3 separate regions of the Homo sapiens genome follow, and regions 2 and 3 are each linked to region 1. The links are chromatin loops, found by intact Hi-C in ENCODE. Cell type or tissue: B cell. All regions are shown on one strand.

Region 1 (4,000 bases):
ATTAGCCAGGTGTGATGGCACATGCCTGTAATCCCAGCTACTTGGGAGGCTGAGGCAGAAGAATCGCTTGAACCCAGGAGGGGGAGGTTTTGGTGAACCCAGATGGTGCCATTGCACTCCAGCCTGGGCAACAAGAGCGAAACTCCATCTCAAAAAAAAAGAAAAGAAAAGAAAGGAAAAACTTCTCAGCATCACTGAACATCAGCGAAACGCAAATCAAAATCATAATGAGGTATCATCTTACCCTACTTAGAATGGCTTTTATTAAAAGGACAATAAATAACAGATGCTAGTGAGGGTGCAAAGAAAAGGGAACTCATACAGTGTTGGTGGAAATGTAAATTAGCACAACCACTATGGAAAACAGCACAGAGATTTCTCAGAAAACCGAAAATAGAACTATCATATAATACAGCAATCCCACTACTGGGTATTTATCCAAAGGAAAAGAAATCAGTATATCAAAAGGATATATATCAGTATATCAAAAGGATATGCTCACGTTTACTGCAGCCCTACTCACAATAACAAAGATATGAAATCAACCTGTGGACCAACAGATAAAGAAAATGTGCCATATATATACAATGTGATACAATTGAGCCATAAAAAATAATGAAATTATGTCATTTGCAGCAACATGGGTAGAATTAGAGGTAATTATATTAAGTGAAATAAGCCAGGCACAGAAAGACAAGTATTTCATGTTCTCACTCATATGTGGGAGCTAAGAAAGTTGATTATCATGGAGGTGGAGGGTAGAATAATAGATACCAGAGGCTGGGAAGGGTGTGTGGGTTGGGGAGAGGGATGAAGAAATGTTGTGTAATGGGTTACAAACATATGGTTAGGAAGAACGATTAAGTCGTAATGTTCAATAGCAGAGTAGAGTGACTACAGTTAACAACAGTGTATTGTACATTTCAAAATAGCGAGAAAAGAGGACTTGAAATGTTCCCAAGACATAGAAATGATGAGTCCTCGAGGTGATGGATACCCCAAATACCCTGACTTGATTATTTCACATTCTATACATGTAACAAAATATTACATGTACCCCACAAATATGTACAAATATTATATATTAATAAAAAAAGAGTCCGGGCACAGTGGCTCATGCCTGTAATCCCAGCACTTTGGCAGGCCAAGGCGGGCGGATCATGAGGTCAGGAGATTGAGACCATCCTGGCTAACACAGTGAAACCCCATCTCTACTAAAAATACAAAAAAATTAGCCAGGCGTGGTGGCAGGAGCCTGTAGTCCGAGCTACTCGGGAGTCTGAGGCAGGAGAATGGCAAGAACCTGGGAGGCGGAGCTTGCAGTGAGCCGAGATCGGGTAACTGCACTCCAACCTGGGAGATAAAGCGAGACTCCATCTAAAAAAAAAAAAAAGAAAGAAAAAGAAAAAGGTGATAAGTAGGAAACTCACAAACCATAGGATATGTAAAAACTGGGCAAGCAGGCCTCCGTAATGCAGCATTCACTATGGAGAAATAACACAAAAATATAAGGGCAATCCAAGTTCCTAGTATTCCAAGTGGACCAGTAATTAGTAGTAATTGAACATGAGGCCTGTACCATCAAGAAACTATGGGAGCCTTTTTGATCCTAACTTCATTGAATACTATTAATAAAATGACTCTGACCAAAACACTGACATATGTATACTTCAGCAGACAGTACAGGGAAAGCATACATATGACTGAGATGTGGAAGGCTTCCAGAGCTCTGCTCATTTCTTCAAGAGGTCAGCCCCCATAACCTGCTGCGTTATTGGTTCAAAGCCGCTGTGGGACCATCCAAGCAAGCAGTCACCCCACTTCCTGCTAATCCTCCAAATCTTCCCCAGGGGTTTGCATTGCAAGCCTGTCCTGACTCTGCTTCCCCAGGGACTCCTCTAGGCTCACAGCATGGGGAATTCTATGGCTGTAAGAAGATACTCCAAGAAGATGGAAGATCAGAACTGTATTAACTCACAGACAAGTCTGAAAGAGGAGATGTGGCTCTGCACTCCCAGATGAAAGAGATTTAAGCTTGTGAATCACTGAAAATAGCAAGAAATCAGACAAAAAGGGCCTTGTCCCAGAGTAATAACCTCACTCAGAGATTAAAATAGGTCTGACCTTTGTCTGTGGGACTGTGTTGTCTCAGTCATATTTAGTTGCTCCAGCTGAGGACTTCTGAAACCTCCATCTGCATGTTGTGAAACCCCTTCTCTTGGTCACGGGGTGGTCTCTTCCCGAACACAGAAGAGCCACTTATTCTGGAGGGTACTTAATGGGGTTTGTGGCTTCCAAGCCAAGAAAGTGGAGCTCACTGAGGTTCTATTTTTTTTCTTGCTCAAATAAAGTTAGAAACACTATCATGTGACAGTCAAGAAAATTGAGGTTCCTCAACTGACACTGAAGTTACATGACCCTCATCCACCTGTTCACTCACCTCTGGAAGGACTTGAAAGTTCCAATCTCCTTGTATGGCTTCTCTGCTCAGAAAGCTCATGAGAGGAGCCCACTGTGACTGTTTTTTGAGATTTGGGGGTACAGCTTTGTTGAACAGGATCAACAGAACAGAAGGCAAGCTATTTATAGCCAGAAAGCCCTGGGACCAGGACTCCAGAAGCCTGTTCTTAACTTCCAACCCTGTCCATGAGTCACTGCCTCACGCCCAAATTATTTCTTGCTTCCTCAGTTTCACCTACTATAAAGTGGAGATAATCATACTCATTCCTACTTTCTTGGTATATTGTGAAAAGAAATTATTACATACGTGAGCCCTAGGGAAGAAAGACTTAAACCATCTTTATTGCTATTTCTTATTGCCAAATAGTATCTATGGTAATCATAGCTTTCTTCTACTAATAACCCATGCTACCTCTGGCCTGGTATCCTAAATGTCAAAAGATGTATATCACATTACAGTTTTGAAGTCCTCTGTTCTTTAAAATATTGCTTTTAATTCACATAGCATCTAATTTTGATCAGAGTCATTTACCAAAAATCATTTTACCAAAAATCATTTTGCATGAGTAGCCTCAACTAAGATGCAGCAGGAGCTGAAGACTGCAATGCACAGTAAATACAACCCAGGGGCTTCAAGTATAAACCCTTGGTCTCACAGTATACTGATATGGTTTGGCTCTGTGTCCCCACCCAAATCTCATCTTGAATTGTACTCCCATAATTCCCACATATTGTGGGAGGGACCCTGTGGGAGATAATTGAATCATGGGGTCGGTTCCCCCATACTATTCTTGTGGTAGTAAATAAGTCTCACGAGATCTGATGGTTTGATAAAGAGAAACCCGTTTCACTTGGCTCTCATTCTGTCTCTTGCTGCCACCATGTGAAACGTGCCTTTCACTTTCCACCATGATTGTGAGACCTTCCCAGCCACATGGAACTGTAAGTGCAAAAAGCCTCCTTCTTTTGTAAATTGCCCAGTCTCAGGTATGTCTTTATCAGCAGCGTAAAACAGACTAATACATATACCATCCCATTAGATAGTAGTGGCCATTTTCTTTCCTGATTTATTCTTCTATTGTCCTCTTTGACCTGGAAGGAATTAAGGTGACAGTGGTGCCATTCATTTGTATGTCTTATTTAAACCACCCCCATTACCAAGCATTATTTTAAAACTTGCCTGGGATAAGCAAAATCGTGTGGTCCACACCATCAGACTCTAACTCACCTAAAATAGTTTTCTGTTCTCTTATAGTAAAAGTGACATGTAAAAATCAAACTTGAAGTTTTATTTTCAATTGTGGTAAATTATACATAAAAATCTATGTTAATCATTTTCAAGAGTGTACAGTTCAGCAATATTACATACATTCACATTGTTTGTGTAACCATTACCACCATCCATCTCCAGAATGTTTTCGTCTTTCCAAATTGAAACTGTGTACCCATTAAACAATTCTCCCCATTCCTCACTCCTTCCAGCACCTGGTAACCACCATTCTACTTTTCATCTCTATGAATTTGACCACTCATGTAAGTA
Region 2 (4,000 bases), 71 kb before region 1:
CCCAAAGGAAGCCACGGCTTCTCATGTTTCCTGCCAAAGAAACAAAAAACTCTATGCATGTATTATAAACAGCCATTGAGATGTAAAGACAATGAATGTAAGCCCGAATTTAAAATTTCAAAAGTCAGAGAGCACAGAAGAAGCAGAGGGAGATCTGGGAGGAGAAGACTTTAGGATCTTCCACAGTCCGTGACATCAGACTGTGTTGACCACTTGGTGCAAACAAGTGGCACCTTGGTGGTATAGGCGACCGTTGCCTAAGTTGTGCCTCTTTCTTTCTGACCGGGAAGACACTAGAACCACGATGGCATCATTTTATATGCTGTTCCAACTTCTTGAATCATGATGATGAGGCTCCATGCAGGACTCAGAGCAGAGCTCAACTGATTAGCAATGTCTACTGTGGGTACAAGAGTAGTATAACATTCTTGACGCTATACCAGAGTTTATTTCCTGAAAAAAATTTGTTTTTTTTTTTTTGAGACGGGATCTCACTCTGTCACCCAGGCTGGAGTGCAGTGGCATGATCTTGGCTCACTGCAACCTCCACCTCCTGGGTTCAAGCAATTTTCCTGTCTCAGTCTCCCGAGTAGCTGGGACTGTAGGCACAGGCCATCATGCCCAGCTGATTTTTTTTTTTTTTTTTTGGTAATTTTAGTAGAGATGGGGTTTCATCATATTGGTCAGGATGGTCTTGAACTCCTGACCTCAGGTGATACACTCCCCCACCCTTGGCCTCCCAAAATACTGGGATTACAGGTATGAGCCACCGTGCCCAGCCTATTTCCTGAAATAAACAAGGAAATTGTTTGATTCCTGGTCTGCCTTGGGATCTTTGTGATATACCTAAAATGCCTCTGTGATTCATTACCCTTGTAATCATCAAATAAGACTTCACTCAGTTGCAAGTGAGAGAAATGCTACTGCAAGAGACATAGGAAATAAGACAACTTTTGGTTCACGTAACTCAGAAGTCCAGGGAAAATGAATGTCTGGATCCATGTTCTGTGATAGTTTCATTAAGAATTGCCTTCATCCTCAGCTCTGATAGACGTGGGGCTTTATTTTAAAGCAGTACCATCTTTGTGGTAGTAAGATTGTTCTCACAGGTTTTAGGCTTATGGCCTGCTGGCTTAGCAACCAGCAAGAAGGTTGTCTCTTATCCCAATTATAGCACCAAGTAGCTTAGAGCAGACATACTGGATATCTTGGATCACATAACCATTGCTAGAATAATCACTACAACCAGGAAGATGGACAACACACAATGCCCCCACCTGAAAAATAGGCCCTTACTGACACTAGAAAGTGAAATTTGCTCTATGTGAACAACACCATTTAGGACAAGGGTGACTATCCAAAGAATAATCAGGATGTGGCTAGCAGAAGAAAGAAGAATGTAAACACGGAAGCCAAAACAGGACATTTATACCCCAAGGTCGTCCTACTTAACAGGTGAGAAGAGAGCAGTAGTAGAACATGTTAGTCAGCCTAATCTGCATAGCTGCATCATTGATTGGCTCATCAACCCTAGGAGCAAAAAGTCAGCACAATGGGAATGCAGTGGAACTGGCACCATGAAGTGTTTTGAAAAGAAATCAACTCTTTTGTTTTAAAAGAGGAAGTTGCTGCCATTCAAGTGCCCAGAAATAGAATACATTTTTCTTATATTTATTAAAGCTAATTATAGATAGAAAGAAAGCGAAGACCCCAAACCTCAACCTTGTATAGGAAAGAAGATATGTAGTTTGATTTAAAAATGTATAATAAATAATTATTTTCAAGTTAAAATACATAATGACAACAGGCATTTATTCAAGGTAAATCAATTCATTCAGAGTTATCTGAGAATAAAGAAGGTTTTGGACTAATCCAGATGTTTACTTCTATGTTGCTTTCTCTTTGCTCCAGCCGTAAAATGTTAAATTACAAATGGATCAGGGGTTAAAGAGTCCTCAGGTCAATCTTAAGTCTAAACTTTTGCCACAGAGTTTATAAAGGTTGGCAAAACCAAGAGAAGATCATCATCGCCACTACTGTAACCTCCACTCTCACCTGAAAACCATGGCAAATCTCTTGCCTGGCATCATGTTTCGTGTGTTGGTACCATAAATTGGAAAAAGTGAGCAGCTAACATCAGAAAAGTTTAGATGACAGGTTTTATGTAATGAATTATTGGGACCAGACTTTTTTTTTTTAATAAACTAGTTGACTTTAAAAAAAAAATGTTGCTCTTTTTAAAGGCTTATGCTGATAGGAAGACACCTTTACACATGAAGAAGACAACCTTCTTAATTCTCAAGGTCAGGATAGCTCCTTATCCAATTGCAGTACCCCACAAGTGATCATGGAATAATGAGACAGAAATAAAATCTTGAGGACTCAACCAGGCCATTCTCCAAAATTCAGAATTGGCCTCACTTTAATAATCACTGATGATTAAAGAATATATCTTGTTTTAAAAGAACACTTAAGTAAAGAGGTAGTTCATAATTTCCTTAAGTATTCCATCCTGGTATTTAGCAATCTTTTTTCTTAGAGAAGAAAAACTATTTGATATTTATGTCTCTGTTAATCCTTTACCTCAAAGCATTTATTCAGCCTTCATATATAATTTTCAGGGATACCTATAATGGAAAAGAAGATATTTTATTCCATAAATATTTGTGCAAAACAAGATGTTCAGTACTATTTTAACAATAATTTCAGTCATCTAATCCTTTTCTGCCTTCCACTACTTCACTGCATTTTCTGTCTTGAATTTCAACTTATAGCAATCTAATCTCTCAAGGCATATATGCTGAGGGAATGTTTTCAGCTACATTATTTGCTTCTTTAGAAGATAACTTCAGTGTAAGGGTAATGAAAGTACAGAGAGTTCTTGGAATCCTTTCTAAAATGTCCTTTGTTTAGTCAATATTTACAAATCACCTTCTTTGTTTTTGTTCTGTAAATAGAACAATAGAGAGACAGTGAAATGATAAGAGTGGTAGATGGTGCGTGGGTATGAAATTTAGCTACAGCCTTTTGAAATAAATTGGATACTAATTTAACTTGCATTTTAACCTCAAGCTGGTCATAATAGAATGGAATATGTCTTTTCTTATAACTACATAGAACCAAAGGGCTTTTTATAATTAGCAAATACCACATAGGTGTCATAGGATCTGCTTATGTTTTTCAGTTTTCATCTTTTGCTTCTCAAACTCACTGTTAATGGAGGACTACAGGACATTCACATAGACTGAGAAATTTTCCACTGTCATTCATAATGTGGGTTCTATTGAGAAGCAGACACACTGCGCTAGATACAGATACAGAGCAAAGATGAATTAGTAGCCCAGAGACTGGAAAGAAGAATCAAGAAAAAGAATTTGCTTAGATTCATTGACTTGCTGAGAGAAACACCAATTCTCTTCTAGATACTACTAAGAGTGCAGAATGGCATAGAAGAAAGCCACATAATTCAATCAGCAAATGACATTTTGGCTCAAATTCTTTTTGCTTTTTATGTCGTTTTTAGGGACAGGGCTGGAGTTCAGTGGTGTGATCACAGTTCACTGCAGCCTGGAACTCCTGGTCTCAAGCAATCCTCTCGTCTCAATCCCCCAAGTAGATGGGACTACAGGCACATGCCACCACACCTAGCTATTCTTTAATGCTTTTGTAGAGACAGGGGTCTCACCATTTTGCCTAAGCTGATTTTGAACTCCAATCCAGGGCCTCCAACCCTGGGATTACAGGCATGAGCTGCTGTACCTGGCCATATTCCCTTGCCTTTTACAGCTTCTAGAGGCTGCCTGCATTTTTGCTGTGGCCCCTTCCTCTGGCTTCAAAGCCAGCCATCTTCCTTCATTTTCACATTGCACTATAACTTAGCCAGGAAATATTCTCTCCATTTAAGGACTAATGTGATTAGACTGGGCCCACCCAAATAATCTGGGACAATCTCCTTGTCTCAAAGTTTGAACATCAATCACATCTGCAAAATCCTTTTTGC
Region 3 (4,000 bases), 450 kb before region 1:
TATTAACATTTGGTTTTTACAAGGACTCTGTGAGGTAGATATTGTTATTATTCTTCCCTACTTTGCAGAGGAGAAAACTGAGTCATGGAGAGGTCCAATAGCTTACCTAGTTAAAAAAGAAAAAAATTATACAACTAGGAAGCAGAGACAGTGGAATTTGAACCCATATACTCTGGCACCAAAGTTTGTGGCCTTAACTTTTCTGTAATACAACCCTATAGTGTTTCATATATTGTTTTTAAATGTGCCCAAGATTTTATTTTTATTCGAGGATGGTGAGGCTAACAGATCAAGAAACAGGGTTATCAAAAAGACAGTTTGTTGCTCACAGTTCCCAAGAGAAGGGACATGCTAAACCACACAGGGCCACCTGGGCAGCACCCAGGTCAGGCAGGTGGGAGAAGAAGCAAGAGGAAAGCACGGGACACAGCCTTTGTTATAGTCTTCACAGGAAGGAATGGACAAGGCAAGGGAAGCAAGCTGTGCAGTCTTAGGACTGGGTAGTTTGAATAATTTCAGTGGGCTCTGAGATACAGGGGTTATCTCTAGTTGCCTGATACCCAGCCCTGGGATAATTTGGACAGATGAATATTGCCTCCTGGAGTATAAGAACCAGACAGAATAGGTGGTTGAGAGTATGGACTTGGGATTGGTTGATTCGTATATCAAAAGCACACTTTTAGGCCAAAAAAATAAAAGTGTGCTTTTGCTATACAAACCAACCAATGGTTGCTTTTTTGCTATGTCTAGGAATAATCTAACCTTGGAAGGGGCAATCTGTCCAGGGACAGAAACACTCCAGATGCCAGAGCATCAAGAATAGAGAAAATAAGAAAATATGCTAATGCATGTATGTATTTTATTTGACTCACTAATTTACTATCTAGGGTTTTATACTATAGAAATCCATGCGTAAGCAGAGATGTGTAACACAAATGCTCAATGCAACACTGCTTGCGACTGCTAAAACTTGGAAACAATATATATATTTATCAAGAGCAGGTAGTGGGATTGATTTTGCTATAAACAGAATGGGTTGTGCAAATCTTAACAAGAGGAGAGATGACTATGTGCATTGACATGGTAGGCTGTATGTACAGTTATATTTACATGAGAAAGGCTGAGAAAGATGAAAATACTTTCTGCTTCATACACTACTGTATTGTTTCAGTTTTCATAAAGAGCCTATTCTACTTTTCATACTTTTGATAAGGATTATTTTCTGTTTTATATCCTAATAACAGAAGAATATATAAGTTAATTTGAGTGATAAGGGACTAACTGCAAATAAAAGATCAACTGCGGTGTCACTTTTGAAGAAAATACAATGATCCTGGTGTTTGTAGAAGCTGTGCCTACAGAGAAGGAAGTCAGGCTCTAGCAAATCACTGTTAGAGGTAGGGATGTTTCTGAAGAATTCTAACCACTGGCCACAAGACAACAACAGTTCTATAAAGTTAGTGGGCATCAGAACCATGTGAAGGGCTTATTACAACAAGATTGAGATTCCTGCTCCTCACCTCCAAAATTCATGATGCAGAGGGTCTGTGGTGGGCCCCAAAATGTGCATTTCTAACAAGTTGCAGGTGGTGCTGATGCTGCTAATCTGGGGACCACACTTTGAGAACCACTACTCAAGAGAATGAGCTATTGAATGAGGACACTAATTCAGAGGAGACTTTTTAACAGCTTTGAGTAGAGGCTGGCTCAACTGACCTTGACAAAGGAGCAACCAGCCATACCTGTGAGACTGGGTGAACGAAGCCTGCCAGCAGAGGGCAGTGCAAGAAATAATAGGCACCCCAAGTGTGAACAGAGCTATTGTTCTAATTTCACCTGACTTAACTGCATGACGAGAATCCGAAATGATTCACTGTTTAAGTAAGGTTAAGTAGTGATTCTTCAACATAGCTGTTTTGAGTGATCAACTGCAAGGTAAATATTTTGGGGTCGATCCTCAGGCCTGGAATACTCACATGGCCAAGTCATATATTGGTTATGGAGGATCCCAAAGGAGGCAGTGAAAAATCTTACAGCTTAAAAGCCCAGTTGTCAGGGATATTATTTGGCAAAAATATGTTTCAACTTCTCTATATGAGTCTCTTCCATTTCCATTCATATACTCCCTTGTCGAACTTGACTCTGTGAAGGGCAACACTAAATTTTACCTCCTTTGCTAAGATATTGATATGAGAGTGGTGTGGAAAATATGTCACTTTCTCATGAAAAAAATAATAGGAAACCCTGAAACTTTGCTCTAAACTTTAGCCAAATTGACTCACGAAGTTTAATTTTGGTTATCATTTCATGTTCAAAATTCAGGACAAAATGGTGAAAGAAAATACTAGATAGTAGTTTTGTTACATTTGTTTTATTATCTCAAATCGGGTTTCTGTTACAAAATATGTTTAGAGCTACTATCAAAAATAGTGTCATCATATTGATCTGAATTACAGAATGGTAAGGTACTGAGCATTTGGTTCAATTTTGTCACTTAAAGGTAGCATTGGTCATGCCAATTGATGACAAGGGCATCAAAAGGAGCAATAGCGACAAAGGGAGTACTATTAACATATGCTGTTTTATAAATAAAGTCCAAGATTTGAACCAAAGTAATCCAAGCTGAAACACTGGCATTTTACATAGAGTCAAATATTATCACCAATGTGAAATGCATTACAAGGTAGAAAAATACATTTCCTATTGTTTTCAAAAGATAATATCTATATTTTATGTTTGATGTTTATTTATTTATTTATTTATTTATTATACTTTAAGTTTTAGGGTACATGTGCACAACCTGCAGGTTTGTTACATATGTATACATGTGCCATGTTGGTGTGCTGCACCCATATATGAGTTAATGGGTATGTTCGATGTTTAAATCAGAAAGTTGTTCCGCCAAAATCTGAGAAATTAAGAACTTTTTATGTAACTCTATCACTTCTTTCTGAAGTATGACATGCCATATTATGTGATCATAGCAATAATCTAATTGCAATGACTAGTTCTTACACCACAGATTTTCAGACTCACTGTGGGATGGATAGTAAAGGATGGCAATGGTTGGTTAAATAGGGAAAAAGAATACGGACCAATGAATATGCAGGATGAATGAACAGCATTTACTGATGAACAACACAATTCCCCTCTATTAATACCAAGGACTGAATTACAACTGAGATCCTTGCTCTTCACACACTGGCAAAGACCTTTGGCAGCAGAGGGCTGAGTCATTTTTATCTGCCGTGTTGCCATGGGATTCTACTGCCCTGGAGATCCTTCTACTGGCACCTGTAGCACCAGCAATGTGCATCACTCGCACTGGGAACTCTCTCAGGGAAGAAGCAGAGACAACCCACCTGCGAACTTTTCAAAATCAGAAAGTGTCATTTTTGCAGTGATTGAGTTATCTCTTTTCCATGAATGAGCATAGCTTGATCATTTTTGCTTTTAACCTGATGTCACTAAGAGCTGTATGTGTGTGTGTGTCTGTGTGTGTGTTTAAGTATAACTGACTTCTAATGTATCAATATGACAAATGAATTACTGGATTGACTCATTTTTTCTCTGAGCACAGAATATCAAGATGCATATCATTAAGCTCTGCTATTCTGTCTTGCTCAGAAAAAACTGAAAAAAATAAAAAACTTAAAATATTCAACATAATTAATCACCAATTAATACTGAAAGCATATGTTATATTTTAAATGCCTGAAATATATATATTTTACATTTTAGGGTAAGAATGAGTCTATCTAGTTAGGCAAAATTTCCATGAGATAGCATTCATCCATTTATATTTTATGATTACTCAGAGCCCTGGCTGAAATTTAGGTTTTACTTCCAATAAAGAACATTTTTCTTAGATTAATAATATCATAAGACCAAAGAGGAATGTTTGAACTTATTAAAAATAGATAACTCTTCAAATATGCTAGAACAATTTAGAAAAATTGATTTACATTTAAATAATTTATGTATTTATATGATTATTATC

The links. Hi-C counts contacts between places; a loop is a spot of excess contacts. Peaks named below come from ENCODE experiments on the same cell type or tissue, not always from the same donor. Only the 100,000 strongest peaks of a DNase experiment are listed, where the experiment ranks them.
Region 2: a loop joins it to region 1, with 1.8 times the contacts of the local background. A loop is called at or near these places in 4 of 110 quality-filtered maps.
Region 3: a loop joins it to region 1, with 4 times the contacts of the local background. A loop is called at or near these places in 2 of 110 quality-filtered maps.

What each region holds. Positions count from the first base shown.
Region 1 is chr6:113,753,851-113,757,850 of GRCh38, forward strand. No RefSeq gene overlaps it. Among named protein-coding and RNA genes, the nearest start is that of MARCKS, 100 kb to the right of the region's middle. RefSeq lists an enhancer at 1,882-2,161. In B cell, no CTCF peak of the experiment used is centred here; a DNase peak (open chromatin) is centred at 1,891.
Region 2 is chr6:113,683,314-113,687,313 of GRCh38, forward strand. No RefSeq gene overlaps it. Among named protein-coding and RNA genes, the nearest start is that of LINC02541, 35 kb to the left of the region's middle. In B cell, no CTCF peak of the experiment used is centred here; no DNase peak of the experiment used is centred here.
Region 3 is chr6:113,304,967-113,308,966 of GRCh38, forward strand. No RefSeq gene overlaps it. Among named protein-coding and RNA genes, the nearest start is that of LINC02518, 130 kb to the right of the region's middle. In B cell, CTCF peaks have their summits at 1,752 (motif pointing right) and 1,955; a DNase peak (open chromatin) is centred at 1,775.